Regions from separate parts of the Homo sapiens genome. Here regions 1, 2, 3, 4, 6 and 7 are each linked to region 5. A link is a contact called in ENCODE Hi-C or POLR2A ChIA-PET data. All regions are on one chromosome and are shown on one strand. Each heading gives the region's core, a stretch centred on a gene start or an enhancer-like site at or near the end of the contact. The rest is flanking DNA. Distances are from core to core; before and after follow the strand shown. Region 1 holds the start of CHMP4B (charged multivesicular body protein 4B). Region 2 holds the start of CEP250 (centrosomal protein 250). Region 3 holds the start of EDEM2 (ER degradation enhancing alpha-mannosidase like protein 2). Region 4 overlaps CBFA2T2 (CBFA2/RUNX1 partner transcriptional co-repressor 2). Region 5 holds the start of DYNLRB1 (dynein light chain roadblock-type 1). Region 6 holds the start of PXMP4 (peroxisomal membrane protein 4). Region 7 holds the start of ACTL10 (actin like 10).

What was found. Hi-C counts contacts between places; a loop is a spot of excess contacts on that map. ChIA-PET counts read pairs that join two places held with the same protein, here RNA polymerase II (POLR2A). Pooled maps may share reads with other maps.
Region 1: a loop to region 5 is called in a map of naive thymus-derived CD4-positive, alpha-beta T cell, with 13 times the contacts of the local background. The contact joins the promoter of CHMP4B here to the promoter of DYNLRB1 in region 5. A Hi-C loop is called at or near these places in 1 of 168 maps with a recorded cell type or tissue (naive thymus-derived CD4-positive, alpha-beta T cell) and 9 of 50 pooled maps. POLR2A ChIA-PET finds 5 or more read pairs at or near these places in 1 of 52 experiments (activated CD4-positive, alpha-beta T cell).
Region 2: a loop to region 5 is called in a pooled map, with 19 times the contacts of the local background. The contact joins the promoter of CEP250 here to the promoter of DYNLRB1 in region 5. A Hi-C loop is called at or near these places in 5 of 50 pooled maps. POLR2A ChIA-PET finds 5 or more read pairs at or near these places in 2 of 52 experiments (CD4-positive, alpha-beta T cell and H1).
Region 3: a loop to region 5 is called in a map of naive thymus-derived CD4-positive, alpha-beta T cell, with 11 times the contacts of the local background. The contact joins the promoter of EDEM2 here to the promoter of DYNLRB1 in region 5. A Hi-C loop is called at or near these places in 1 of 168 maps with a recorded cell type or tissue (naive thymus-derived CD4-positive, alpha-beta T cell), 1 of 37 single-sample maps with no recorded cell type and 7 of 50 pooled maps.
Region 4: a map of CD4-positive, alpha-beta memory T cell shows a loop between it and region 5 (11-fold over the local background). The contact joins the enhancer-like site here to the promoter of DYNLRB1 in region 5. A Hi-C loop is called at or near these places in 1 of 168 maps with a recorded cell type or tissue (CD4-positive, alpha-beta memory T cell) and 5 of 50 pooled maps. POLR2A ChIA-PET finds 5 or more read pairs at or near these places in 2 of 52 experiments (GM12878 and naive thymus-derived CD8-positive, alpha-beta T cell).
Region 6: a loop to region 5 is called in a pooled map, with 6 times the contacts of the local background. The contact joins the promoter of PXMP4 here to the promoter of DYNLRB1 in region 5. A Hi-C loop is called at or near these places in 6 of 50 pooled maps.
Region 7: a loop to region 5 is called in a map of CD4-positive, alpha-beta T cell, with 10 times the contacts of the local background. The contact joins the promoter of ACTL10 here to the promoter of DYNLRB1 in region 5. A Hi-C loop is called at or near these places in 1 of 168 maps with a recorded cell type or tissue (CD4-positive, alpha-beta T cell) and 1 of 50 pooled maps. POLR2A ChIA-PET finds 5 or more read pairs at or near these places in 1 of 52 experiments (IMR-90).

Annotation. Positions count from the first base shown.
Region 1 is chr20:33,810,023-33,813,812 of GRCh38, reverse strand. It overlaps CHMP4B (charged multivesicular body protein 4B), which reads right to left and starts at 2,465. Exons shown (of 5, transcript NM_176812.5): 1 at 2,155-2,465. The coding sequence starts at 2,344. ZNF341-AS1 (ZNF341 antisense RNA 1) reads left to right here and starts at 2,714. Exons shown (of 4, transcript NR_110623.1): 1 at 2,714-2,773. RefSeq lists enhancers at 1,172-1,241, 1,070-1,910, 2,677-2,756, 2,496-2,790 and a silencer at 2,337-2,616.
Region 2 is chr20:35,453,031-35,457,300 of GRCh38, reverse strand. CEP250 (centrosomal protein 250) reads right to left here and starts at 1,703. Exons shown (of 35, transcript NM_007186.6): 1 at 1,550-1,703. MIR1289-1 (microRNA 1289-1) reads left to right here and starts at 3,204; the gene lies at 3,204-3,347. It also overlaps a transcript of GDF5 not described here. RefSeq lists a silencer at 1,909-2,288 and enhancers at 2,309-2,458, 2,719-2,768.
Region 3 is chr20:35,145,733-35,149,812 of GRCh38, reverse strand. EDEM2 (ER degradation enhancing alpha-mannosidase like protein 2) reads left to right here and starts at 2,477. Exons shown (of 11, transcript NM_018217.3): 1 at 2,477-2,661; 2 at 2,878-2,988. The coding sequence starts at 2,555. It overlaps MMP24-AS1-EDEM2 (MMP24-AS1-EDEM2 readthrough), which reads left to right. Exons shown (of 15, transcript NM_001355008.2): 6 at 2,878-2,988. The coding sequence starts at 2,894. RefSeq lists enhancers at 2,314-2,443, 2,692-3,295.
Region 4 is chr20:33,553,225-33,557,204 of GRCh38, reverse strand. All of the region lies in intron 1 of CBFA2T2 (CBFA2/RUNX1 partner transcriptional co-repressor 2), which reads right to left. Among named protein-coding and RNA genes, the nearest start is that of CBFA2T2, 65 kb to the right of the region's middle. RefSeq lists enhancers at 1-120, 1,866-2,025. Within about 2 kb of position 2,089, at least 13 of the 41 ENCODE cell types and tissues checked have a DNase peak (open chromatin) inside an H3K27ac peak, as active enhancers do; they include GM12878, where a contact is called at or near this core.
Region 5 is chr20:34,514,232-34,518,035 of GRCh38, reverse strand. It overlaps DYNLRB1 (dynein light chain roadblock-type 1), which reads right to left and starts at 1,614. Exons shown (of 4, transcript NM_014183.4): 1 at 1,575-1,614. The coding sequence starts at 1,577. RefSeq lists enhancers at 1,083-1,262, 929-1,794, 2,183-2,422, 2,533-2,592 and a silencer at 1,613-1,722.
Region 6 is chr20:33,718,986-33,723,197 of GRCh38, reverse strand. It overlaps PXMP4 (peroxisomal membrane protein 4), which reads left to right and starts at 2,888. Exons shown (of 4, transcript NM_007238.5): 1 at 2,888-3,103. The coding sequence starts at 2,991. RefSeq lists an enhancer at 3,292-3,341.
Region 7 is chr20:33,665,187-33,669,349 of GRCh38, reverse strand. It overlaps ACTL10 (actin like 10), which reads right to left and starts at 2,407. Exons shown (of 1, transcript NM_001024675.2): 1 at 825-2,407. The coding sequence starts at 1,852. The coding sequence ends at 1,115. All of the region lies in intron 5 of NECAB3 (N-terminal EF-hand calcium binding protein 3), which reads left to right. RefSeq lists enhancers at 1,605-1,684, 2,495-2,714 and a silencer at 2,035-2,364.

The DNA.
Region 1 (3,790 bases), core at 1,216-3,715, 710 kb after region 5:
TGCAGTGAGCTGAGATCGCACCACTGCACTCCAGCCTGGGCAACAGAGCGAGACTCCGTTTCAAAAACAAACAAACAAACAAACAAACAAAAAAACAAACTCCAGAAACTAAGCTAGCTCCAGACCAAAAGATCAGAGGAAAATGGTAAACTGACACCCTCCTCCTGCATTCCAAAATGCAGAAAGCTAAAAACACTGATTCTGATGACCATAAACAGAGGATCTGGACTGAGGGAGAGTCATCAGAGGAAAAAGCTAGAGACAGCAAAATATAACCCTGTTCCCATCTCCACAACTAAGCTGGAGTCCAAGCCACAAATGGACCACTGCAGCTGCCTCCTCACTGTTCTCCCTGCTCCCACCCGCATCCCCCACCCACTCTCCAAAGAGCAGCCAGATGATGTTTTAAAAACTCTGTCAATAAGGACACGTTCCAACAAAATACTCTCCAAAAACTTTCCATCCACTTGGAATAAAATTCAAACTCTTCACCAACAGGTTCAAAGTCCAAGCCCCGCCCCCTTTATTCCATACCACTCTCCCTCCAAGCACTACATTCTGGACACAAGGGTCTCTCTCTTCGGTTTCTTACAACCTGCTAACCTCCGAGCCTTTTCCCATGCTGCTTTCCACGCCCAGAAGGCTCCTCCCCCTTTTTTTTTTTTTTTTACAGAGCTGGTTCCTTCTCCAGACTCAGTTCAAACTTTACCTTTTCAAAGACGCCTTCCCTGACCATTCTATCCAAAGTGGCATCCCTCCCACTCCACCACTCCCTATCAGACCATCTTTTTGTGTGTTTAGTACTTATCACCCCCGGACAATATTTTCTTCATTTATTTTCCTGTTTCTGTCTTCTCTCCCATTAGGGTTGAGGCCGTGTTTTGTTCACCCCTATGAATACAGCGCATGCAGCAGGCACTAAAAAGAATTTCCAGAATATCTGTTGACTATCAGCAGAGAAGCATCCTCCAGATAGGCTATTTTGTTCTCCTATTAGAATGGAGAAAACATCGATTTAGCCCCTACTATGTGCTGAGCACTGTAAATCCATGATTTTCCTTTCAGAAAGGTAAATGAGCTCAAGGTCGCACTGCTAGTCACTAGCAGACTTCTGAGTGAATTACCTCAATCCTAAACCCCTCTCAAGGGGAAGGGATGTCGTTCTGTGATTCACTCTCACATGGCCATAACAAGAAAAAGCAAACATTTCTAAACTGCTTTACAGTTTTAAAGCATTTTCACATTCATCTCACTTAAGAAAAACACAAAGCACTTGGAATGCCCAGAAAGCCATACGACAACAGGAAGTAAAGTAAGCAGTGCCTCAAGATTCAATACTGGGGCCCTGAATCCTAGTAGTGGGGACTGGGGAGCAGTCGGGAGTCTCTATTTCTGGTTCAGACGGATGGGGAAGCGGTGAGTCATGGGGTGAAGGCTTGCGCCACGGGAAACTTTGGTAAGGTCAAGCTACGAGGCAACAAAAAGTGAATCACAACGCTGGAAAACACCTTAGGCCTCAACAGAGGCCGAACTCTGGCTGACGGATGGGGAAACTGAGGCCTCAAAGGGAAAGCAACTTGCTCAAGTTCACTCAGCAAGTGAATAGAGCAGGAATCGGGGGTCTCATCTCCCCCAGTCCCCTTTTCTCTCCAGCAAGGAGGCTTTTCAACGAGAATTCTGAGACAAGAGGACAGGGGAGAGGCCAAGGGGCAGCTCACAGATTCCACCGAGGAGTCGGGAGAGGGCACAGGTAGGACCAGGAAGCACAGAAATGCTAGGATGGGGGCAGAAATGAGCCGAGGAGGAGGCAGGGGCAGTAGCTAGGCAGGTGGGTGAGGCGAGAAGGAAAAGGCGGAAGAGAAAGGGACAGAGTGAGGGCGGAGGAAAGTGCTGTGAGATTGGGGTCTGAAGGGACCTGGCGGGGTGGAGAGAGGCTGAGGGGAGAGGGCAGAATAAGTCTGACGATGGAAAAGTCCAGGGATCGGGGAGACATTGAAGGGAGTCGGGGAGGGGGTCCCAGACCCGGCAAGAAGTCTGACCCGGAGAGTTCCAGGGTCAGACCAGACCCCGAGGCGAGTCTGATGAAGGTGAAGTCCGGGCCCGGGGAGCCTGGGGGGAGCCCGTGGCAAGTCTGAAGGGGCCGGGCAGCCTCACCGCGCTTGTTTTTGGTGCCGTGCTTCTTGGCGGCCGTCAGCTCCTGCTCGATTTTCTTCTCCAGGAACTCCTGTTTCTTGCTTAACATCTCTTCCGTGTCCCGCAGCCGCTGGATGGCCTCCTGGGGGGTCGGGCCGCCCTTGCCGGCCTTACCCCCTCCAGCCCCGAACAGCTTCCCGAACACCGACATGGTTGCTGCTCGCCGCGCCGGCCTTCGCCGCCCGCTCCGGCTCGGCTCGGCTCGGCTCGGCTCGGGTCGGCTCCGGCGCCCGCTCCCAGTCCCGCCGCTCCCTGCCGCCGCAGGCCTCTCCTCCGCCTCCGCCTCCGCCCCGCAGCTGGGCCCGGCCGCGCCACCTCCCACAGGCCCCCACGCCCGGCCCGGCAGGCGTCAGGGCAACGCGCCACTGACTACAACTCCCAGTGGGCAACGCGCCGGCCGCGCCTCAAATCTAATAGGGGGAAGCGTGCTGCATGCCGGGAAGCTATAGTCTTCCGGCTTCAGGCGCTCCCCGGCGCGTCTTTTGCTGTAGCTGGGGTCAAAGGGCGTGTGGCATTCTGGGAAATGTAGTCTCCTTGGCCTGCGCTCTGTAGGAGTGGCAGAACAGTAAGAGAAATGACAGTAAGTGTGCAACACTGCTCAAAAATTTATTGCTAGTATGGGATACTGCCATGCTTGAACTTCACATGTATATTCATGTGAAGTTGTCTTAAAAGCGTGAAGGCAACAGTTGTTTCCAATTTCAACCTGTCAATTCTGTGGTCACAGAAGCAAAGCAGTATCTTCTCCAGTTAAGTACGGTAGTGTCCCCCTTATCTGAGATTTTACTTTGAGTAGTTTCACTTGGCCAGCTAAGGTCTGACAGTATTAAATAGAAAATTCCAGAAATAAACAGTTCATAAGTTTTTAATTTCCATTGGCCTAATGAAATCTCGTGCTATCCTGTTCCATCCTACCTGCAATGTGAATCATCCCTTTGTCCAACATACCTCTACCATCTGTTAGTTACTTACCAGCTTAGGAGTTATCAGATGGACTGCCACGGTGTTGCAGTGCTTTGGTTCGAGTAACCCTCATTTTACTATATAATGGCCCCAAAGTGCAAGAGTAGTAATGCTGGCAGTTTGGATATGCCAAAATGAAGCTGTAAAGTGCTTCCTTTAAATGTAAATGTGGAAGTTCTGAGCTTAAGAAAAAAAATCGTATGCTGAGCTTACTGAGGTCTGCAGTAAGAACGAATCTTCTAGCCCTAGAATTGTGAAAGAGGAAAAAGAAATTCATGCTGGTTTTGCTGTCGTACCTCAAACTGCAAAAGTTACAGCCACAGTGTGTGATAAGTGCTTAGTTAAGATAGAAAAGGCATTAAGTTGTATCCTTACTTACAGGGGAAAAAAAGAAAATAAATTTTTTTACAAAAGAAAAGAAAAAGCATTAAGCTTATACGTGGAAGACACGAACAAAAAATGTGTTCCAACTGACAGCAACCTGTTACCCCCCAGAAAGCATTGAGCCTGTATAAAGGCTTCAGCAAGGAATCTCCTAAAACCAGTGGCACCAAGCCACTTACTGAAAGTAATGGATGGTTGCACTGACTTAGGAATAGGTTTAGACTGCAAAATATAAAAATTACTGGATGGG
Region 2 (4,270 bases), core at 454-2,953, 940 kb before region 5:
TTATGTAATATACTTACCAAAATGCAAATTCCACAAGTGCAAAAGCATTGTTTTATCGAATGCTGTATTCCCAGCTCCTACCTAAAACACAGCCTGGTTTATAACAAGTGCCCATTATTACTGACTATTATAGGACATTAGGTAACATGATCCATATTATCACCAATGGTCTTGCAAAATGCTAACAGCTCTATTACCTATATAAAAAGCAAAAAAACAGGCTGGGTGTGGTGGCTCACAACTGTAATCCCAGCACTTTGGGAGGCTGAGTTGGGCAGATCATTTGAGGCCAGGAGTTCGAGACCAGCTTGGCCAACATGGCAAAACCCCATCTCTCCTAGAAATACAAAAATTAGCCAGGCACGGTGGCGGGCGCCTGTAATCCCAGCTACTCAGGAGGCTGAGGCGGGAGAATCGCCTGAACCTGGGAGACAGGATGTTCCAGTGAACCCAGATCGCACCACTGCACTCCAGCCTGGGTGACTGAGACCAGGTCTCAAAAAAAAAAAAAAAAGTGGGGGGAGGCATATAACTTATAGCTTGGTCAGTGGCAGAGCAATGACTGAACCCCAATCTGATTCCAAATTCTACACTCTCTCCATTACATTAGCTGTTAAAGCATGAACATTACATTAGTTAAAGCATGGACTACGAACTCACAGCTCTGTGAGGGGCACTTCTTAAATAGTGAGCGATAATGACACCTATGTCTGCAGCTTTCTGATCGAAAAGGAGCAAAGAAAGATAGAAGAACTAAAGGAACAGAGGGCGTACCAGTAGCCTTGGTTTTGTTGTGACCTCTATAAATCTGGGACCAGTTCTCCTTTCTAAGCCTTCGCGGTAAAATACTGATCACAAGCCTAGCCTCCAATAACTCCCAGGGCCAAAGTAAAGATCAATTCAACAGACGTTGATTAAACCCAAAGGCAATCTAGTCAAGTCATCAAATGCCCTGGGGACAGTTTCCCAGCTCCATCCACTTATTAGTTGTGGGACTCCTGGCAAATTACTTTTTCTATGAATACCTCAGTTTCTTCATGGGTAAAACGTGAAGCTATAGAAAGAACTCACCCCATAGGATTGTTGGGAAGATTAAATAGGCCTTTGGCTGAGCGCGGTGGCTCACGCCTGTAATCCCAGCACTTTGGGAGGCCGAAGCGGGCGGATCACCTGAGGTCGGGAGTTCGAGATCAGCCTGACCAACATGGAGAAACCCCGTCTCTACTAAAAACATAAAATTAGCCGGGTGTGGTGGCGCATGCCTGCAATCCCAGCTACTTGGGAGGCTGAGGCAGGAGAATCGCTTGAACCCGGGAGGCGGAGGTTGAGGTGAGCCGAGATCGCGCCATTGCACTCCAGCCTGGGCAACAAGCGCGAAACTCCGTCTCTAAATAAATAAATAAATGGGCCCTTATGTGTAATGCATTCAGTAGCACCTGACAATTTGTGATCATTCCGTACAGTAAGCCATGACTATTATCATCACGTGCTAGGCCCTGGGATCTAGAGATGAAAAAGGCAAGGCATAACATCTAACGAACGAGCTTACGGTGTCAACGAGGGGCCGGGAAAGTAACTCGGTGCACAGCGAGTGCAAAAACCGAGAAGCGAATGCAGCTGCGCCTGGAGAAGGCGGCTGAGAAGCGATACTTCAGCAGGGTCCTGAAGAATGGGAGCTCCAGAGTCGGGTGGCGGGTGGGACTGGGCTTTCGGATAGATTACGTGCAAATCCGCCAGGACACAGGGAGCGAGGGGCGGGGGGGCGGCAGAGCGCGGCGCCTCACCCTCCCAGCCTGGGATTGCGGCTACTGGACACGAGGGTCGGGAAGCTCTCCTTCGGCGCCGACTGGAGCTTAGCGTGCTGGCGGCAGCAAGAAGCTGAGGCAAGCGGGCCCCGGGCCCTAACGACGCGTCCCAGCCCCTCTCTGGGCCTCGGGTTCCTCCCGGGTAACAAGAGGCCGCTGCCCGAACGGGATTCCCTCAGGCGCCCTAGACGGGCGGGTCTCCGGGCCTCGGACGGTTAACCCGAGCACCTCCCACCTGCCCCTGAGGCCCCACCTCACCACGCTCGGCTCCCGCAGACGCCCGGCTAGTTGCTCCGCGATTGAGCTGCGGCAGCCGCTGCTAAGGCCCTGCGGGGGACGGGGGCGGAGCCCACCCCGAGGCAGAGGGCCAGGCCCCGCCCCCCCAAACTCCCGCCCTTTGGGAGGGGCCCGCCCCTCCAAGTCCTGCACCTATAGGCAGACTGAGCCGGCGCAGGGCCTCCCGCCATGTTGGGTATTGGCAGCCGACTTACTAGAGAGGCCCTGAAGGAAAGGGGGTATTATTTTAAGAATTATAAGATCCCTAGCCAGAAATGGGGACGGTCAGGGTCTCTGGATTCGCGAAAGGGACATTTCGGAAGCAGAAAAGAAAAATTGCCCTCAATCATTTCGCTTTTGGCTTCAGTGTTACATACAGCGCATGTGCAAGGTCACCTGGTTCTAGGTGCGCCTGCGCACAGCTCCACCTACAAACCAGACTACAATTACAACTGCCGAGAAACAAAGGGGCTCGCTGCCACTGGTTAGCGATAATACTGGCAGCGCGACCGGTTTCTGAGGGTTGTTCACCTTGCTGCTCAGACGCTCCGAGAAGCTTCAGGCAGCATAACACTTACAGGCGAGTTACTTACTCAACACTCGGTTTTGTCTGCATGTCTCTGCACAGAGTGTTACCTTTACCTGACTTAATCCGTCCCGGAGCTGCAGTTCTGCTTAAGCCTGACTTCTAGAGAACTTTTTCTTCCCAATAGGACCCATGCGTTATTCCTGTAGCATTTTGTGTATAAATTTTTTTTTTTTTTTTTGAAATGGAGTCTTGCTCTGTCGCCAGGCTGGAGTGCATTGGCACGATCTCGGCTCACTGCAACCTCTGCCTCCCAGGTTCAAGTAATTCTCCTGCCTCAGCCTCCCGAGTAGCTGGGACTACAGGCGCCCGCCACCACGCCCGGCTAATTTTTGTATTTTTAGTAGAGACAGGATTTCACCATGTTGGCCAGGATGGTCTCGATCTCTCTTGACCTCGTGATCCTCCCGCCTCGGCCTCCCAAAGGGCTGGGATTACAGGCGTGAGCCACCGCGCCCGGCCTTGTGTATAAATTGTTAATGCACTTTCTTAGAGTTGTAAACTCCATTTACCTGCCTCACTCTTGCACTCAGTGGTTCTCAATTTTTAGTAGGAATTAAAAACAAAACTGGTAAATGCAGACTCTTGGTTTCCACCCCCAGAGAATCCCTAAACCGGGGGTGGAGTCCAGGAATCTGCATTTTAGAAAGTACCCAGGGTGATTCTGATAATTGGGAACACGTTTTAGGAAGCGCTGCATGAGATTGTGAGCTTGAGCGTAGAGACTGTAATTTGGTCATCTGACTATAGCGCTCAGCACAAGGCCTGGTACAAAATAGGTGCTCAATAAGTGCTGAGTGAATGGGTGAATGAGTGGATAGCTCGAGTGAAACAGCAAGGCTTCAGGTTAATCCACAGCCAAAGGTAACCTGAGAAAGGAACGCTTAAAAGCTATATTTTATCTTTCTCCTGTAAGAACACAAAAAAGATCTTAATAGCTAATTTGAGAAATAGAGAAAGTGGAGAGTAAAAGGGGAAGGAAGGACACGGATTCTGAAAGGCAAACTATCTAGAGAGGGGAAAAGGAACATCTCCAGGCACTAGACAGAGAAAACGATGCAAAGAAGCAGTGGTGTGGGATTCCATCCTAGGGAAATAATCCCACAACAGGCATTGTGCTTGAATGTTCACTGCAACAATATTTGAAATACAAATGAAACAATCTAAATATTATGCACATCAAGCTCTTTTCTGCCTCAGGGCGTTTGCATACACTATGCCAGCTACCTAGACCACTTTTCCCCCAGCTCTTGGCCTAGCTGGTACCTTCCTGTCCTTCAGGTCCCAGCTTAAATGATACTTCCTCAACTAGGTCTTCCCTGACCATGCTATCTAAAGTAATACCCTATACTTTCTAGGATAGTCTTCTGTTTCTTTTCTTTTTGAGACGGGGTCTTGCTTTGTCGCCCAGGCTGGAGTGCAGCGGCGCAATCTCGGCTCACTGCAAGCTCCACCATCCGGGTTCACGCCATTCTTCTGCCTCAGCCTCCCCAATAGCTGGAACCACAGGTGCCCGCCACCACGCCCGGCTAATTTTTTTGTATTTTTAGTAGAGACGGGGTTTCACCGTGTTAGCCAGGATGGTCTTGATCTCCTGACCTCG
Region 3 (4,080 bases), core at 1,228-3,727, 630 kb before region 5:
AGGAATGCCAGCAGTCAGGAGAATCTAGAGAGGCAAGGAACGGATTATCCCTTAGAGCCTTTGGAGTGGGTGTGGCCCTGTCAATAACTTAATTTTAGCCCAGTGAAATTGATTTCAGGCTCCTGACCTCCCAAACTGCGAGAGAATAAATTTCTGTTGCTTTAAGCCACTTGGTTTGTGGTAATTTGTTGCAGGAATCACAGGAAACGAATACAGTGCTCCTGTGTTGTTATCCAGGTCTCAGCTTACTGTCATCTCCTTTCCCTTCCATTTGGAAGCCCCAAGAAGAGTTTCTTTTTTTTTTTTTTTTTTGAGACAGAGTATCGCTCTGTCTCCCAGGCTGGAGTGCAGTGGCCTGATCTTGATCTTGGCTCACTACAACCTCCACCTCCCGGGTTCAAGCGATTCTCCTGCCTCAGCCTCCTGAGTAGCTGGGACTACAGGCGTCTGCCACCACTCCCGGCCAATTTTTGTATTTTTAGTAGAGACAGGGTTTCACCATATTGGCCAGGTTGGTCTTGAACTCCTGACCTCGTGATCCGCCCGCCTTGGCCTCCCAAAGTGCTGGGATTACAGGCGTGAGCCACTGCACCCGGCCAAGAAGAGTTTCTAAAAACATCCCAGGCTGGGTACAGTGGCTTATGCCTGTAATCCCAGCACTTTGGGAGGCCTGGCTGCACTCTGGCTCAACAAACTGAGCTATCACTTCCATCTGACTTTTTCAGCAAATAAGAGATAGCCAATCCTAGAATCATAGAAAGCTCGACCGAAAAGGATCTTAAAGATCCATTTGTTCAAACTCCTCATTATTTATAGACAAGGATGCTAGCCCCAGAGAAGGAGAGGGTCACATACACAGGTTATAGATGAGTGACAGAGTTGTAATTAACTGGATCCTAGATCTGACTTCAAATCCAGTGTTGGTTCTACCGCATGTCACACTGACCAAAGTCATGGGTGTTGCTGTGGTCTAAGGTGCTGACCAAATTTTAGAAACTTGGGAATAAGGGGAATGGAGAAATGGATCACAAACCTCCTGAAAGCTATAGTGCCCCAGGGTAGTCATTTGTCTTTTTTTTTTTTTTTTTTTTTTTTTTTTTGATATGGAGTTTTGCTGTTTTGCCCAGGCTGGAGTGGAGTGGCGCGATCCTCGCTCACTGCAACCTCCGCCTTCCGGTTTCAAGCGATTCTCCGGCCTCAGCCTTCCGAGTAGCCGGGATTTACAGGCACCCGCCACCACCCCTGGCTAATTTTTGTATTTTTAGTAAAGACGGGGTTTCACCATGTTGGCCAGGTTGGTCTCTATCTCTTAACCTCAGGTGATCCACGCACCTCAACCTCCCAAAGTGTTGGGATTACAGGCGTGAGCCACCGCGCCCAACCAGGGTATTCATTCTTACCCAAGACATTCTACAGGGCTGACAGGGGTAAAGCTTCCGGTTTGAGATGGAGACTGAAGGGACCATGATTGTGTAACCACATCCCAAATTGGGAGGAGAGAAGTGTCATGAATTCCTAGAACTGACGGGATTTCAGGAAACCTCAAGAGTGACAGCATCGGAAAATGCAAGAGGTTTTAAAAAAAAAAGAGTGGAAGTTTTGGACAAATAAATGTGAGTTGTGTCTTATACAATCAACAAGTAACTGGTTTGGGAAACTCAATATCCCTAAATAAGGGAGCAGACCACCCCTCATATTGTCTTATGCCCAATTTCTGCCTCAAAGAAAATGTAGGAGTTAAAAGAAAGACAGAAGTGAAATCAGTAGTCAGACAGCCCGGCGATGCATTCCAGGCCTGGTAATTAAAGATCGACCCCTCCTGACCTAACCGGTTATATTATCTATAGATTCCAGACATTGTATGGAAAAGCATTGTGAAAATCCCTGTCCTGTTCTGTTCCGTTCTGATTACCGGTGCACCGGTAATCAGTCACGTACCCCCTGCTTGCTCAATCAATCACGACCCTCTCACGCGGACCCCCTTAGAGTTGTAAGCTCTTAAAAGGGACAGGAATTGCTCACTCGGGGAGCTCCGTTTTTGAGAAGTGAGTCAGCTGACGCTCCCGGCCGAATAAAGCTCCTTCCTTCTTTAACCCGGTGTCTGAGGAGTTTTGTCTGCGGCTTGTCCTGCTAGGTAATAATGGTAAAGGCTGAACATTTCTCATGCTTACCCTGCCTTCATACTTAATAAGGTTGTTGAAAAAAATGAATGAGAGAATGCATTTTAAATGCTCCGTACAGTACTAGTACACAATAAGTGCTCAATACATGCTAGCTGTTATTATTAAAACATTAATTAATAACAGTAGTAACAACAGCCACTGACTTTAAGACACGTTGATCAGTGTTGCCGAAACCGTACATCCGAAGTTGCTCTTCGGCCGCGTTTCGCTGCCCATTGCATTCAGGGGCTTGTAGTCCGGAAGTGAGAGGCTGATTTCTCAGCGCGCAGGCGCAGTGGCGCGGATTCCCGGAAGAACCCGCAGCAGCTCCCAGGATGAACTGGTTGCAGTGGCTGCTGCTGCTGCGGGGGCGCTGAGAGGACACGAGCTCTATGCCTTTCCGGCTGCTCATCCCGCTCGGCCTCCTGTGCGCGCTGCTGCCTCAGCACCATGGTGCGCCAGGTCCCGACGGCTCCGCGCCAGATCCCGCCCACTACAGGTGAACTGTGACCCGCCCTTTCGCAGTTGGGGAATGGGAAGCGTGAACCCGGTCCTTTCCCTTTCCGTCCATCCCAGACCCCGACTTGCTCCGACACAGCCGCTAGGTCCCAGGGAGAAATCAGCTAGTGATTCCCACTTTCCGCCCTGTATCTTGTTCTTCCCCCGCTTGTTTTTGTGTTCTTGCCCCATGCCTGATTTCTCGTCCCCCACCCAGGGAGCGAGTCAAGGCCATGTTCTACCACGCCTACGACAGCTACCTGGAGAATGCCTTTCCCTTCGATGAGCTGCGACCTCTCACCTGTGACGGGCACGACACCTGGGGCAGGTAGTGCGAGCGGAGGGGCAAGGGGCGGCCAGGGTCTGACTCTCTGGGCCTCGGCGGGCGGGTCAGCTGGGGCTGGTGGCTTCATGGTCTCCTCACCGGCACCAGAAAGCTCCCAGCTGAGCTAGAGCCGCGCTCCCCGCAATTCTTACTATCACCTCCAGGATCCACTTAGCCTCTCGCAGTGAAAAAAAAAGTCCTGGATTAGCCGGGTGGGCTGGATCGCTGAGCTCAGCCCCAGCAGTAACAGGCATCAGCTGTGGGGACATAGGCAATTTCTGGAGTAACGAGATACCGTGGAAGGGCTCCAAGAATTAGAAAACCCACCCCTTTCATTATGTAGGTGGGCATTCAGATCCAGGAAGGAGTGTGACACTCCTAAAACTTAAGTCTTTGTAGTTGGTGTGCCCCGTGCCTGAAATACACTCCCCATTTTCCTCCCATCACTGGCTGCTGCTTGTCATTCAGATCTCAGCTCAGTATCTTAATACCCCTACGAGTTAGGTGCCATTATCCCTGTTTTACACACGAATGTGCTAAGGTCGGGAGAAATTAAACTCAAAACTTGTGATGGTTTTTATTTTTTTAAGTTGAAACAAAGTAAATACAAATGGCAAATTCAAGTGGTAAAAGATTATATACAATAAATATCTCCCATACCCTAGAATTCCAACTATTAACTTTCCTTTGTATCTGTCCAGAAATATTCTTGGTTTATACCATTATATATATAGATGTGTGTATGTGTATCTTTTTAAAATGAACTTCTTAAAGGCATAATTTACATATAATAAAATACACTCTTTTTTTTTTTTTTTTTTTTTTGAGATGGAGTTTCGCTCTTGTTACCCAGGCTGGAGTGCAATGGCGTGATCTTGGCTCACTTCAAACTCCGCCTCCTGGCTTCAAGCGATTCTCCTGCCTCAGCCTCCCAAGTAGTTGGGATTACAGGAGCCCACCACCACACCCGGCTAATTTTTTTGTGGAGACGGGGTTTTGTCATTTGGCCAGGCTGGTCTTGAACTCCTGACCTCAGGTGATCCACCCACCTAGGCCTCCCAAAGTGCTGGCGGATTACAGGCATGAGCCACTGTG
Region 4 (3,980 bases), core at 840-3,339, 960 kb after region 5:
CGTCTCTACTAAAAATACAAAAATTAGCCAGGCGTGGTGGTAGGCACCTGTAATCCAAGCTACTTGGGAGGCTGAGGCAGAAGAATCCCTTGAACCCAGGAGGCGGAGGTTGCAGTGAGCCAAGACCATGCCATTGCACTCCAGCCGGGGCAACAGAGTGAGGCTCTGTCTCAAAAAAAAAAAAAAAAAAAAAAAAAAAAGATAAGCATGCAACACCTTGGGCAAGAAAGTAAGAGACTGCTCAAAAATGACAGGGGTATGTCAAAAGAACACTAAAGCCAGTTAGAAGGGACTACCACTGGAATTGTGCAACAATTTAAGCATCAAAATAAATAATGATAGTAATGGATTAGAGCATAATCCATATTTAATTTTTTTAACCAATCAACAAGGAAGAAAGGAAAGCATTCCTTCATTAGAATGCCAATATGTAAATGCAGAAACAATGATGGAATTAGAAAATTACCACTAGTAGGGTGCAGCTGCTCATGCTTATAATGTCAGCACTCTGGGAGGTCAAGGTGGAACAATCACTTTAGGCCAGGAGTTCAAAATCTGCTTGGGCAACATAGTGAGACCTTGTCTCTACAAAAAAAAATTAAAAATTAGAAAAAAGAAAATCACCACTAGATGCTGAGACTACTAGTGAATAGAAAACTAATGAAAAACAGGACAACTTCATCATCTCTAAATATACCCAACAAATTACTTATTAATCACAAAGAGGATAGTAATTTTTGCAGTGGAGTAACCTGGCAGACATGACCTTAATACAATGATTAACCAATCACTAATATTGAGACACACTGATTATGTGCCTCCTTAAATGAGGCATTAAGGAGAATACATCCCTTCTATAGTATTCCAGCCTGAAATTCGTAACATTAATGTAATCATAAGGTAACGGCAACGAAACCCAAACTAAGTACAGAACAACTGGTCTGTATTCAAAATTGGAATGGTCAAGAAAAGAAAAGTACCAGGAGGGGAGAAGAGGAGGCAGGCAGGCTGAAGAACTGTTTTAGAATAAGAAAAATTAAAGAGCCGCAGTGGCTCACATTTGTAATCCCAAAACTTTGGGAGGCCAAGGAAGGTGGCTTACTTAAGGTAAGGAGTTCGAGACCAGCCGGAGCAACGTAGTGAGACTCCATCTCTACAAAAAGTAAAAAAAATTAGCCAGGCATAATGGCATGTGCCTATATTCCCAAGTATTCAGGAGGCTGAGGTTGGGGGATTGCCTGAGTCCAGGAGGTCAAGGCTGCAGTGAGCCATTATTGCACCACTGCACCCTAGCCTGGGCACCAGAATGAGACCCTGTCTCTAAGAAAGAAGAAAAAAGGAAAGAGGAAAGGGGAAAGGCAAGGAAGAAAGAGACATGCCAGTTAAATTCAGTGTGTGATGACAGACTGAATTGGATTGAGGTATAAGAGCTATAAAAGACATTATTGAAATAATTTATAAAACCTGAATATAGTCTGTGAATCAGGTTAATAGTATGGTATCATTATTACATTTTCTGATTTTGATAATTGTACTGTGGTTATGTGTGGTTATGTAAGAAAATGCCTTTGATTTCAGGAAATATGCATTTAAGTATTTAGGGATAAAAGGGCATATTTCCACTTTCAGAGTGGTTCAGGAAAAAAACTGTACCTCCAAAATACACACAATGATAAAGCAATTGGAGTAAAATGTAAACAACTTATAGAAAGTTGCAAGAACTCCTAAGTATTTTACTGTATCAAAAACAAAACAAAACAAAAAACAGAAAACAAGTCCCATCCATGACAAAAAAGTGTGAAGACACTCTTGTGGGTATTAAGTGAACATGTGTGTCAGTCCATGATCTAATGATCCCATTCATGACGGTCTCTTCTTTGGTTTCTTACTCTGATGATGACAACTACATGCCATTTTAATGTTTTTTTTTTTTTAAATTGGGCAGCCATTAGGCTGAGACAGCTGGCTCCAGTGCCTAGTAAGCAAACTGAAGCCCAATGTAAACATAAAATGAAACTTAAGCTTAACCAATCAAAAACAAACCTCTAACTAGGGACTTTCCACTGGATCATATCCAAATAAGGCAAGTGCCTAGCTACAGCCAATCAAGTAATTCCTTTACTTTGCTACAGCGTTCAGCCTATAAAAGCCTGCTTCTAAAGCAGAGCTCTCTGAACTTCTTCCAGTTTTGAATGCTGCCTGAATCCTTTAATGCTCACCTAAATTCTGCTAAATGTCTGTCTAAAGTTTTTATTTAAACAATTCTGAACATTTTTAAGTTGTTATTTTTTCTTATGTAATATTCATTTTAATACCTATAATGGGTACTCTGACATTCAATCTAAATTAATAGAAAACAGAAAAATAATTCTACAAATACACTTGAGATGCAGACATCTGAGTTTGATTTATCAGATCAAATCTCTCATCTAGCACATAAAAATGATTCTAGACTTTCAAACAACGTTAAAAAAGAAAAACAGCCAGGCGCAGTGGCTCACACCTGTAACCCCAGCAATTTGGGAGGCTGAGATCACTCCACTGCACTCCAACCTGGACAACAAAAGCGAAACTCCATCTCAAAAAAAAAAAAAAAAAAAAAAAGAAAAGAAAAAGGAAAAGGAAAGAAAAGAAAAGAAAAGAAAAAAGAAAAATAGGCCGGGCGCAGTGGCTCACCCCTGTAACCCCAGCAATTTAGGAGGCTGAGGTGGGCAGATCACTTGAGGTCAGGAGTTCGAGAACAGCCTGGTCAACATGGTGAAACCCCGTCTCTACTAAAAATACAAAACCTAGCTGGGCCAGGTGGCACAAGCCTGTAATCCCACTCAGGAGACTGAGGCAGGAGAATCACTTGAACCCAGGAGGCGAAGGCTGCAGTGAGCTGAGATCATGCCTCTGCACTCCAGCTTGGGTGACAGAGCAACACTGTCTGAAAAAAAAAAAAAAAAAGAAAAAAGTAAGAAAAATAAACACTGGTGCTTATAGTGAATTTGCTTTTCATTGTAATAACTCCTTACTTGCACAGAAGTTCTGCAAACAGCAACCTGGAATGTTTCTTCATCTGTCACTTAAGAACAAAATAATATTATATGGTATTTCAAGCATCAGGTTGCAAAAATAGTCTTTTTTGAAAATGAAACGCATTGTAAAATTTCAATCTACATTTTAATCTATCCCAAAACCAAACCAATCTTTTTATTTTAACATCAATATCAAGAATCATGTTTTACTTAAATACAAATGTAAAGTTAACAAAAGCATATGCCTACTAGTAAACTGGAGAAACTAAAAATATATAATTAATATATTTAAGATTGTATTTTACATTACTTTAAGATCAGACTTTTTAAAAATCACCTCTTTAACATCTACCATACAAAAATAAAATCATTTTTCAAAAAACCCTAAGAGGGGATTTGCAAGATTGCATAACAAGGGCTTTCAAGTCCAACAAGATCAGGGGATGATGATTTATAGTAGAAGTCAGCAAACTTATAGCCTGCTTAGCGTTTTAGTAAACAAAGTTTCACTGGAAAAGGACCATGCCCATTCCTTTACATATTGTCTATCTATGGCTGCTTTCCTGCCGCATTAGCAGGGTTGGGACAGAGATCGTGTGGCCCACAAAGCCAAAAACGGTCACTATATGACCCTTTACAAAAAACTAAACTCTGGCTGGGCATGGTGGCTCACGCCTGTAATCCCAGCACTTTGGGAGGCTGAGGCTGGTAGATTACTTGAGGTCAGGAGTTCGAGACCAGCCTGACCAATATGGTGAAACCATGTCTCTACTAAAAATACACACAAAAAATTAGCCAGGCGTAGTGGCGTGCACCTGTAGTCCCAGCTACTCGGGAGGCTGAGACAGGAGAACTGCTTGAACCCGGGAGGTGGAGGCTGCAGTGAGCCAAGACTGTGCACCATTGCACTCCCGCCTGGGTAACAGAGTGAAACTCCCTCTAAAACAAAAAACATAAACT
Region 5 (3,804 bases), core at 365-2,864:
GGCATCCCTACATCCTCATGTTCATATTGCAGCACTATTCATAATAGCTAAATTATGGAATTAGCGTCCATCAATAGGTAAATGGATAAAGAAAATGTGGGCCAGGCGTGGTGGCTCACGCCTGTAATCCCAGCACTTTGGGAGGCTGAGGCGAGCAGATCACGAGGTCAGGAGATCGAGACCACCGTGTTGAGGCGGACTAACACGGTGAAACCCCGTCTCTACTAAAAATACAAAAAATTAGCTGGGCGTGGTGGTGGGCGCCTGTAGTCCCAGCTACTCGGGAGGCTGAGGCGGGAGAATCACTTGAACCTGGGAGGCGGAGGTGGCAGTGAACTAAGATGGTGCCACTGCACTCCAGCCTGAGCGACAGAGACACACTCCATCTCAAAAAAAAAAAAAAAAAAAGAAATAATGAATGTTTAAGGTGATGGATATTCTATAATAAATATAGCCTGATTTGATCATTACACATCATATGCATGTATCAAAATATTACATGTATATCTACAACATAAATGTGTACAACTATTATATATCAATTTTTTTTACAGCTTAAGAAGTGATGTGAAAAATGAAGTTATACATATTTGAAGCATTATTACATGTTTGTAATGATGTGGAGATATTGTGGTGTAATAATGAAAAACACAGAACCCACAATTGCACATTCAATAGGGGCTAAACTGTATAAACCAAAAACAAGCAAAAAAGACTAGAAGTCATATGACTACTGTAAGTGGTTGCCTCTAGGTGATGACACGGTTTCTTTTTTCAATTTTTTTATTACAAGCTCTAGATTTCTAAATAAGATTTTTGAAAAAGTAATATATTCACATGGCTTAAAATTTGAAACTTTTTCAAATTTTGCCCAAGCTGTGAGGATTACAAACACAAAACCTGTAACGGCGTTGAGAACCCACAGCTGCAGCAAGCAAGGTAGAAAGCAAGCTTTGGGATCCCCAAGAGCAGACCCCGCCCGTTCCTGACTCTGGCACCCAGTCCCAGCGGCTAGAAAGAACCACGCCGACAGAGTGGCGGCCGTCAAGCTTCTAGGGTTCAAATCCATCTCCACTATTTCCTGGGGCAAAGCACTTGGCTTCTCGGGGCGCTGAATAACAGATATGTATAACAAAATGGGACTAAAGATTGTATCTACCTCACAGAGCTGGGAGGAGGCGGAGGAAATACAAGATACATAAAGTGCTTGGCAGAGCCTGCCACAAACTGAGCTCCCGGGAAACGTTGCCAGGGTTGCCATCGCGCACCAAGGCCCCAAAACTCTAGGCTGCAGGGCCGCCGCCCACCCCTCGCCCATCATCTCTTCCTGGCCGAGGCTGGGCTCCCGCTTCCGGTCAAGGGGCAGCGGGATCCGGCGGCCCCGCCTCGGTCAGGCTTTAGAGGCCTCCGCCGCCGGGTTCCACCCTCAAGTCGGCTGGGGCCCGGGCCCGGCCACGCCCAGCCACCACCGATTCCCTGTCCGGAGCTCTGAGATCCCCTCATCCTCGGAAGACTGAAGGCCTGGCGTGGGGTGGTGGGCGGCCGCCAGCCACAAGACCCCGGCGCACGCTCACCATTTCCGACCGATCCGGTAGCCCCGCGTAGCGAACACTTAGCGAGTCCTGTGCCTTTCTGCGCCTGCGCAAAGGTTTCTGTCAAAACGGACAGCTCTAGCTGCCTATCAGGAGCCAGCGTGAGGCGGGGGCGGGCGAGCCGATCTTGGCTCCGCCAGGATTCTTGGAAAATCTGCTTTCCACTGTGGCAAAGCGAAAAGCTAAGGAGCAGTGCGCTAAGCTGTGGAAAATTCCCAACTCCAGCCGTGCAGAAAAGATGCTGGTTCTGGCTGGACGCGGTGGCTTACGCCTGTAATTCCAGCACTTTGGGAGGCCGAGTCGGAAGGATTGCTTGAGCCCAAGAGTTCGAGACCAGCCTGGGCAACATGGAGAGACCCCTTCTCTACTAAAAAATAAACAAAATTAGCCGGGCGTGGTGGCGCGCTCGTGTAGTTCCAGTTACTCCAGAGGCTGAGGTAGGAGGATCGCCTGACCAGGAGTTCGAGGCTGCAGTGAGCCGAGATTGCGCCACTGCACCCCAGCCTGGGCGACAGAGCAAGAGACCCTGACTAAAACAAAACAAAACAAAAACCATGCTGGTTCTCGGTATCGGAAGAGGCTTTCAGTGCTGGTTCTCGGTATCGGAAGAGGCTTTCAGCTCTCAATGGAGGTCTAAGCTGGTTCTGGAGTCCCTGAGTGGAGCGTGGTGGGAGGGTATGAAGGCAAGTGGGACGGTTGCTGAGACCCGCTTTGCGCCCAGACTGAGCCAGAGAGAGGCCCAGGGCCAAAATGCGCTTCGGGATCGGGCAGGCCTGGGGTGGGGCTGGAGTCAGGTACCTCGAGTCTCCGGGTAAGATGCCGTGCAAGCTCGGAGATGAATTGGTTAGGGCTGGCCTGGGAGTCTTTAGAATCCGAGCTCAGCCCCGCCTCGCGTTACCTAGCAGAAGGCACTTCACATCTGTGTGTTCTGTCTTGTTCTCACCTCTGAAAGGGGGACTCTTCCCAGAGCCCTATGTTGTCCTGTTCCGGCAGGCCGCAAACGTTTCTGGGTCCTCTAGGAGTAAATAACTTCTGTTAAAACATGCTGCCGTTTAGTGAACCCTGTGCCACATTACTGTGCTGAACACGCACATAACGTTATCTCCGGTAGCTTCAGGGAAGTATCGGTAACCTCGATACTTTATAAATGCTGTTTCTCCCAGGCACTGTAGCTTGCTGGATTCAACGATGATCTAACTCCAAAGTTTCATTCCACAGTAGCTGCTCTTCAGTGAGGAAGGATTTGGTTCTCCTTCCAGGAGTGTCTGCATGTTAAGAGGATTGACTTTACTGCGAAGAAACCTAGCAGACACCACCGTAACCAGATCAAAGTTAGTATTACTGGCAAGGGGAGATATTGATGCCGTGTGCCCCGATAAAAATGCGTTAAGGGCACATCACCTCCGAGTCATTTTCCACAAAAACTCCCAGCCTTAAACCATGAGAAAATTTCACTAAATCCAGTGTGAGGGATGTTCTACAAGATACCTGTACCCCGCCCCCGCCCCCCAAAATCTCAAAGTCATGAAAGCAAGGAATGAATGCGGAACTGTCACAGATTAGAGGAGTAAGGAGAAAGAAAAATAACATGGGTGGGAAAATTGGTGAAATCTGAGTAAGGGCTGTAGTTTAGTGTTATTTTTACCAGTGTTAATTTATTAGTTTTGGTAATTCTAGCATGGTTATATGGGATCATAACATTGGAGAAAGCTGGGTGAAGACTGTGCAGGAACTCTTAACCATTTTTGCAACAGCTCTGTAAATGTAAAATTATTTCAAAATAAATTTTTAAAAGGACTGGATCCAAAGGAATTTCTATTGAATGCTGGAAACATTAGGAAAGCATTTAGCAAGGGGAAGAAGTGCTGCAGAGACTGGACCCTAAAACATCCTGGAAGATAAGCACTGGAAGAATCACCACTGTCTTGCCCATGGAGAACCAGACTGAGAGGAGTGAAAGGATTTTAACAGATTACAATCCCAGAAGCAAAAAAGAGAATGGCCAATAGTTCATGTGACAGGAGCCAAAATGAGAATGAAGGAGGAGCTGGAATAGGACCAAGAATGTCCCGGAGTGGCAGGCTTAGAGTTTTGGCCCGGCGCAGTGGCTCACACCTGTAATCTCAGCACTTTGGGAGGCCAAGGTGGGCGGATCACGAGGTCAGGAGTTCGAGACCAGTCTGGCCAACATAGTGAAAGCCCCTCTACTAAA
Region 6 (4,212 bases), core at 1,639-4,138, 800 kb after region 5:
TCACGAGGTCAGGAGATCGAGACCATCCTGGCTAACATGATGAAACCCCATCTCTACTAAAAATACAAAAAATTAGCCCAGCGTGGTGGTGGGCACCTGTAGTCCCAGCTGCTCGGGAGGCTGAGGCAGGAGAATGGCGTGAACCCGGGAGGTGGAGCTTGCAGTGAGCCAAGATCGCACCACTGCATTCCAGCTTGGGCGACAGAGCGAGACTCCGTCTCAAAAAAAAAAAAAAAAAAGATGGACTTTCGCTCTGGTTGCCCAGGCTGGAGTGCAGCGGCGCGATCTCAGCTTACTGCAACCTCTGCCTCCCGGGTTCAAGCGATTCTCCTGCTTCAGCCTCCTGAGTAGCTGGGATTACAGGCACGTGCCACCACGCCCGGCTAATTTTGTATTTTTAGTAGAGACAGGATTTCTCTGTGTTGGTCAGGCTCGTCTCGAACTCCGACCCCAGGTGACCCACCCACCTCACCCTCCCAAAGTGCTGGGATTAAAGGCGTGAGCCACCGTGCCCGGCCACATTCCTCATACTTTTAAGCACTTCAGTTTGACACAGGGTCTCAGTCACCCAGGCTGGAGTCCAGTGGCGTGATCACCGCTCACCGCAGTGTTGACCTCTCCAGGCTCAGGTGATCCTCCCGCACCTGTAGTTGGGACTACAGGTGTGTGCCACCAGGCCTGGCTAATTTTTGTATTTTTAGTAGAGATGGGTTTTCGCCATGTTGCCCAGGCTGGTCTTGAACTCCTGGGCTCAAGAGATCCACCCACCTTGGCTTCCCAAAGTGCCGGGATTACAGGCGTGAGCTACCTACCGCACCTGGCAGAGCTTCAGTGTTTTTTTGTTTTTGTTTTTGTTTTTTAATTTTTTAGAGACGGGGTTTCACCATGTTGGTCAGGGGTGGTCTCGAACTCCTGGCTTCAAGTGATCCGCCCGCCTCGGCTTCCCAAAGTGCTGGGATTACAGGCATGAGCCACTGTGCCCAGCCAAGGAACTTCAGTGTTTTTAAGAGGATATTTTAATATATTATCTAACATAGTCATTATCTTCAGAGGAAGGATGAACTGAATAAAGTAGCCTACCATCACAAAAGAAAAATCCCGGACAACCCAGTTTCAGTGACAAAATAGGCCCAGCACAACTCCCTCCTTCATTGACCTCTGAAATTGTCCCCTGACACTGAGCAAATAACATCACTGGTAAATACCATATGGCCCAAGTACCAGGGGACACCCTCACAAGTCACAGCCACCACTCAGTGTGTAGCTGTTATTCAGTGACAACTCCACATAGTGACATCATATGTTAATGTCACCCATCAATGCTCTCAGAGATGACAACCCAAAACTATGTGTTGCTTAAACAAGCAAGTGTTGAGTACCCACCATGTGCCTAGTGTTGGGGTTACAGCAGAAAACAAGACAAATAAGATTTCTTCCTTCATAGAATTTACAGTTTGATAAGGGCAATGGACAATGAACACATAGTAAACAAGTCTAAAGTGTCAAAAGTTCTATAAAAAAAAAAAACACATAAGAACCAGGGTGGCCGGGCACGATGGCTCACATTTGTAATTCCAGCACTTTGGGAGGCCGAGGCGGGCGGATCACAAGGTCGGGAGTTTGGACTAGCCTGGCCAATATGGTGAAACCCCGTCTTTACTAAAAATACAAAAATTAGCCGGGCGTGGTGGCATGCACCTGTAGTCCTAGCTCCTCAGGAGGCTGAGGCAGAAGAATCCCTTGAACCTGGGAGGCAGAAGTTGAAGTGAGCTGAGATCACACTACTGCGCTCCAGCCTGGGTGATAGATCCGAGACTCAGTCTAAAAAAAAAAAAAAAAAAAAAAGAGCCAGGGTAATGAGTCAGAGTGGACAGTGCTACTTCAAATTGGATGTCTCAGAAAGTCTCTCTGATGAAGTGGCATTTGAGCTGAAACCTGAAGGATGAGAAGAAGCCCATCATGGGAAGAGCCCAGGATGGCGAATATCAAGCAGGGAACCAGCAAGTGCAAAGGCCCTGAGGTAGAAGGGTTCTTGGCCCAAGGAACAGAAAGGAGGCTGTTTGGCTGGGAAGCAGTGAGGTGGCAAGTGCTGGAACGTGGGGTCAGAGGGAGAGGCACGGACCAGATCACAGGAGGTCTTCTCTCTTGGGCCTTGGGGAGGAGTTTGGATTCTAAGAATAAGTGGACGCCGGCTGGGTTCACGCCTGTAATCCCAGCACTTTGGAAGGCCGAGGCAGGTGGATCACCTGAGGTCAGGAGAGCAGCCTGGCCAACATGGTGAAACCCCGTCTCTACTAAAAATACAAAAAAATTTGCCAGGCATGGTGGTGGGTGCCTGTAGTCCCAGCTACTCAGGAGGCTGAGGCAGGAGAACTGCTTGAACCCTGGGGGGTGGAGGTTGCAGTGAGCCGAGATCGCGCCACTGCACTCCAGCCTGGGTGACAGAGCGAGGCTGCATCTCAAAACATACATACGTACATGGAAGCCATTGAGGGGCCATGTGACTGACACTCTGGGAAGATCGCTATGGTAAAGGATATCCCAGTCAGAACTATCTCGCATAAAGATGGGGCCCTGCTCCTCCCTGTATCATCACCTGTCGCCCATCCCATCTCTAAGCAGGGCCACTCCTCATTCAGGAGCCCTCCTTCCAAGTACACGCCTCCTTCCAAACCCACTCGTGAACCCAACATGGCCCAAGGGAAAGTGCCTTCTGATTGGACAAATCGTGTGTGACCTTGGGCGGAGCCCACTGTGATTGGCTACAAGCTTTCCTTTCTCTTCCAGTCAGACAACTATTTCGATGAGTGCTATTGTCCCATGAGACAAGTACGCTCTCTGATTGGTCTTCCATGCATGAGTGACGCAGAAACAGCCTATAGACGCCACGAGTCGGCGGCGCTACCGAGGGGCTGTGGGCGCGCAGCTGGAACCTCCGGCTGTCAGTGCGCTTACAGTTCCTAACCCCGACCCTGCGCGCAGCCCGCACTATGGCAGCCCCGCCGCAGCTAAGGGCTCTGCTCGTAGTCGTCAACGCACTGCTGCGCAAGCGCCGCTACCACGCTGCGTTGGCCGTGCTTAAGGGCTTCCGGAACGGGGCTGTGTGAGTGGGGCCGTCGGGCCGGGCTGGGGCTGAGGGATGTCCTGCCTGGGGTCAGAGGCGCGAGTTCGAAGTCCGATGCCGCGGTGCTGTTTGCCCTGGAGCAGTCCTCGTGTGTCTCTAAGTCTCGGAGGTCACCATCTGTGCAATGGGAGCTGGATTTTGGCTTGCGCGCCTTCCCAGCTCTGAACTGGGGCTCCCACTGCACATTTTCTGGGTCTTCCAACCTTTGCAGCCTGGCCCTCTTGCTTTGACTCCTCCCATGCCAGCTTCTGTATCCCCTCATTTGGGTTCAGTTCACCTCACCTCTCTGTGTGCCTTTGGGCCTCAACGGCCCCATCTGCACAATGGGGAACTGGACTCTGGCCTCTAGCTGGCAGGCGGATGCCTCCTGTCTATTCTGTCCCCATGAAGCTTGCCCATGGGCTTGCATCCTGCTTCTCACTTCTCACCTGTAGGACTCCAGCGCTAAGTCCCGTTCGGCTCAGGGGGCTCCTGGGACGTGACAATGAATGTAAAAGAAGCTGCAACTATCCTGGCATCTTACCTGCAAGAGAGGTCTTGGGGTCATTGCCCTGGCTGGTGCCTAGAGGGGAGCTCAGTCTCCTTTAAACCTAGTGCATAACAGCCACCATTTATTGAGGGCCTACAGTGCCAGAACCGGGGACAAAGCAGAGAACAAACCAGAGAAAGTGGTTTGTGTCCCCCAGAATTGGCATCCTAGTGGCAACGTGGGATGGTGGGAAGGATGTGGATGCCTTGGCTTGAACCCTGGCCCCACCTACCCGTGTGATCTGGAGGAAGTCATTTAGCCTCTCTAAGCCTCAATATCTGTAAAATGGGCATGGTACTAGTACTTATACTATCAGGATTGAGTCAATATGTGTGAAATGCTTAGCACAGGCTGGCCACGGTGGCTCACACCTGTAATCCTAGCACTTTGGGAGGCCGAGGCAGGCGGATTATCTGAGGTCAGGAGTTCGAGACTAGCCTGGCCAACATGGCAAAACCCCGTTTCTACCAAAAATACAAAAATTAGCCGGGTGTAGTGTCACATGCCTGTAGTCCCGGCTACATGGGAGGCTGAGGCAGGAGAACCGCTTGAACCCAGG
Region 7 (4,163 bases), core at 1,158-3,657, 850 kb after region 5:
GATCCACTGTGAGGCAGTGGGCATCTGCTGTGCTGTGGGATCCTCCACAGTCTTGACTCAGGGTTATAGAGCTAGGGGCTTGGGTTCAAATCCTGGCTCCCACTTTGTAGCTGTGCCCCTTGACCTCTCTGGGCCTGTTTCCTCATCTGTAAACCATCATAACAATAGAGCTGCCCTTCATACATCACTGTGACCAGTGAGAACGAAGGCAGGGATTTTTGTCTGTTTTATTCTGTTTCCAGCACCCAGAATAATGTCTGGCATACACTGGGTGCTTCATACTAGGGGCTGCTGTTGCTTTAGTTGCTGGCCCATCACAACTGTGGTGGGATATCATTCAGGGCTGGGCTAGGCGTGGAAGGCTGTGCTCACAGGTTCACAGGGCAGGGCCTGGCCCGAGGACATACGTGAGTAGGCAGGTACGTGAACACCCACGCGTTTGTGTGGACACGTGTATACACAAGCTCGAACAGTGCTGATAGCCAGGGCTTGAGGCCCTTGAGTGGTGACTTCCAAAAAATAAGCTGCCCTTCCCTTTGTGTGTTCAAGAAATATCTCCACCTCCCTTTGCTCCATAGCTCTTGTAAGGGGGAGGGAGCAGTGAGCAGGCCCGGGATTGTGCCTGACCCCACTTTTTACAGAAGGGGAAACTGAGGCACTCATAGTCAACAATGACCTGAGCACATGGCTAGGCACAGGGCTCCTCCTCCTGGTGACTTTCACATGAGATTTAGTAGCTTTTCAAGGGATCGCCCCTTGGGGCCTGGCATCGGATGTATGTCCAAATGGTACATGACGAGGGTTTGGAGGAACTCCCATATCTGTGGCATGGACACAAGTGGGGCATCACCTTTATTGCCATAAAGTAGGGCCCTGTGGGTAGGCAGCTGGACTGGCATTCTCTGAACTGGCAGTGGTTGGGGAGATTCAAACTGCAGTTCAAAATGAGGGTCCCATGGGTCCCAAATACCTTCTCCTGGCCCAGAAAGGGTATGGGGGTGACCCATCCAGTCAGCTCCAACCTCCAGGAGGACCCTGCCAGCTCCAAACACTTGACTCTTTAGATAGAGAGCTGTCCCCCAACGCAGTGCCACCCCCCCCAGTCCAGCCTGACTCAGTTGAACACATCGTACAGCAGCCTGGAGCCACACTCCTGGTACATGGCCCGAGTTATCCAGCGGCGCTGGAAGGAGTGCAGGGAGGCCACCATGGAGCCGCCGGTCCACACAGCCATGCCACGCCCATGCTTGGCCACCAGGTGGGGCCGCAGGGCCGCGTAGCCGTGCCGCCGGCACTGCGCCTCCAGCTCCTTGTCCAGGCGCTCGGCGAAGCCAGGAAACAGTGTGGAGCCGCCGGCTAGCACCACGGTGTCTGCCAGGCGTGTCCGCAGCGTTTTGGGCATCTTCTGCAGCGCCCGGAAGGCCAGCGCGGGCAGCCCCTGCTCAGCCTGGCCCAGCAGGCCCGGCTGGAAGATGGGTTCGGGGCAGCGGAAGCGCTCACTGCTGAGGCAGACGCAGCACCCGTTACCCACGCTGAAACTGGCCGGATGGTGGCGGGCGGGGTCGCGGAGGTCGCCCTCGAAGTCCAGGGACACGTAGCAGCTGCGCTTCTTGAGATGTGTGATGGCCTTGCGGGGCAGGGCCTGCTGCAAGAGGTCAGGGTTCGCCGCCACCAGCAGATCCCGCAGGTAGCGCGACAGGGTGCTGCCTGCCACGTTCAGTCGGAAGGTGGCCTGGTGCCACGAGTGACCCGCGTAGATGGGCGTGGCGTGGCACACGCCCGCGCCCGCCTCCACGGCCAGCCCGCTGAACGCGCCGGTGGAGCAGAGCGCCAGCAACGCGGTGCTAGCCATGTGGCACGCGGGCACTGCCAGGGTCTCGAACAGCAGCTCCGCCACCCTTTCGCGGCCCGCGGGCGGCGCCAACGGCGAGTCGCTCACCAGCACGGGCCACTGCTCTGGGCACACCCGCAGGCCGCCCACCAGCAGGCGCTCCCACAGCCCTTCCAGCGCCTCCCAGTCCGCCACCACGCCGTGCTTGATGGGGTGCGCCCGCGCCACGCCGCCCGCCAGCTCGCAGCCCGGCGCTCCGGGCAGCACCGGCCGGTCCCAGCTGGGCACCAAGCTAGAGCTCTTCAGCACTATGCGCGGCTGGTTCTCGCCCGCGAAGCCCGCCTTGGTGAAGCCCGAGCCCTGGTCCACCACCACCGCGATGCGGCCCAGGGAGGACGGCCGGTGCACGCGGCGGCTCCCCGACACCGACGCCACCTTCGGGCTCGGCCCAGCCGCGGGGCTGAAGGCTCCGCTCCTCCGCGCCACTCGGCTTCGTCGGCCCGATACCTCCCGGCCTCTGTCCTAGGGAGTAGTCCCCTTCAGCCTTTGGCTCTGCCTCCGGAGCCTAAGTTCTTCCTCTTCTGGACCAAATCACCACCCTTTTCAGCTCTTGGCTCCGCCCTCTGGTCTGAAAGCCCCGCCTCTTCTGTCCGGGCCATCCGCCTCCTTTTCAGCTCGTGGCTAGTTCCTAGGCCTGAGGCCCGGCCCCTAGTTCAGGCTTCAGTCTCCGCTCTGGCTGGGTTCCAGCCGCATCTCACCCTCTTGGTCTCCCTCTGGCGCCGGGCTTCAGGCTCCACGCTCTCAGGACCCGCCTCTGCTTTGCTGTTCCGCCCCGTCAGCCCTTGCTGAGATGGCTGACGAGATGGCTAGGACTGATCCTTTTAGATCCTAAGAAGCCCCCGGGAGGAGCAGAACTTTGAGGGCGAAGGGGCCTTGTGGTAAGGCCATTTGGACATATATCCCCCTTGAGGACCCAGGCAGCCTCCTGGCACCTCTCACCTGGGCTTGACGGAAGTTCCTGGTTGTGGAGAGGGGAGGGGCTGGTCAGAAGGCAGAAAAGAACTTGGATTGGGCTCATTGTGACCTCACTCCCCAGCAGCTGCACTTCGCAGCTCCCTACCTTATGACAACTCCCTGGACCCATCCTCTCTTCTGGACAGAGCCAAGGGCAGTGATTTTGGCATCCAGGGGTCTGGCTTCAGCAGCCCAGCACAGTCTGATTCCTTTCCCAAACCACTTAGAATTATCTGATGTACTCTGTCCAGATGTGTGGCCCCCTACCCCTCCCAGTGCTGAAGAAAAAGCTTTTTCATCACAGATCTGCAGCTTCCCTGAAGAGCCCCCGAGAGGCTCTGGCCCTACCTTTATGGGCTTCCACGGATGGATTCACGTGGGCCTCAGTTTGAGACTCAGTTCTTTTTTTTATTATTATTATTTTTGAGACGGAGTCTCGGTCACCCAGGCTGGGCGTGCAGCGTTGCAATCTCAGCTCAGTGCAACCTCTGCCTTCCGAGTTCAAGTGATTCTCCTGCCTCAGCCTCCTGAGTAGCTGGGACTACAGGCATGCACCACCATACGCGGCTAATTTTTGTATTTTTAGTGGAGACAGGGTTTCGCCACGTTGGCCAGGCTGGTCTCGAACTCCTGACCTCAGGTGATCCACCTGCCTTGGACTCCCAAAGTGCTAGGATTACAGGTGTGAGCCACCGCACCCAGCAAGACTCAGTTCTGAAGCTGACTCACTGTGCAGTCCTAAGCAAGTCTTGATCTTTCTCTGGGTTCGGTTTTCTCCTCCAAAAGGTAGTAATAATCCCCCCACACAGGAAAGAGGTCACTTCTTGTCTCTGCAAAGCCTCATCCTCCTGAGGACCAGTTTGGTTGCAGGTAGAAGACTCAGGTGAATGTAACCCAAAATAAGGACTTTATTGAAAGGATCTTACATGTTATGGATATCAAGAGCAAGGGTGAAATCAGGTTTCAGGAACAGAATCTGACTGCGGGGCTGTGGGGAACCCAGGATGTGCACTGCATTGTGTTGTTTGTTTTTTGAGATGGAGTCTCGCTCTCTTGCCCAGGCTGGAGTGCAGTGGTGTGATCTCAGCTCACTGCAACCTCTGCCTCCTGGGTTCAATTCCCCTGCCTTAGTCTCCCGAGTAGCTGGGACTACAGGCGCCCGCCATGATGCCTGGCTAGTTTTTTGTATTTTTAGTAGAGACGGGGTTTCACCGTGTTAGCCAGGATGGTCTCGATCTCCTGACCTCGTGATCTGCCTGCCTCAGCCTCCCAAAGTGCTGGGTTTACAGGCGTGATCCACTGCGCTTGGCCTGCATTG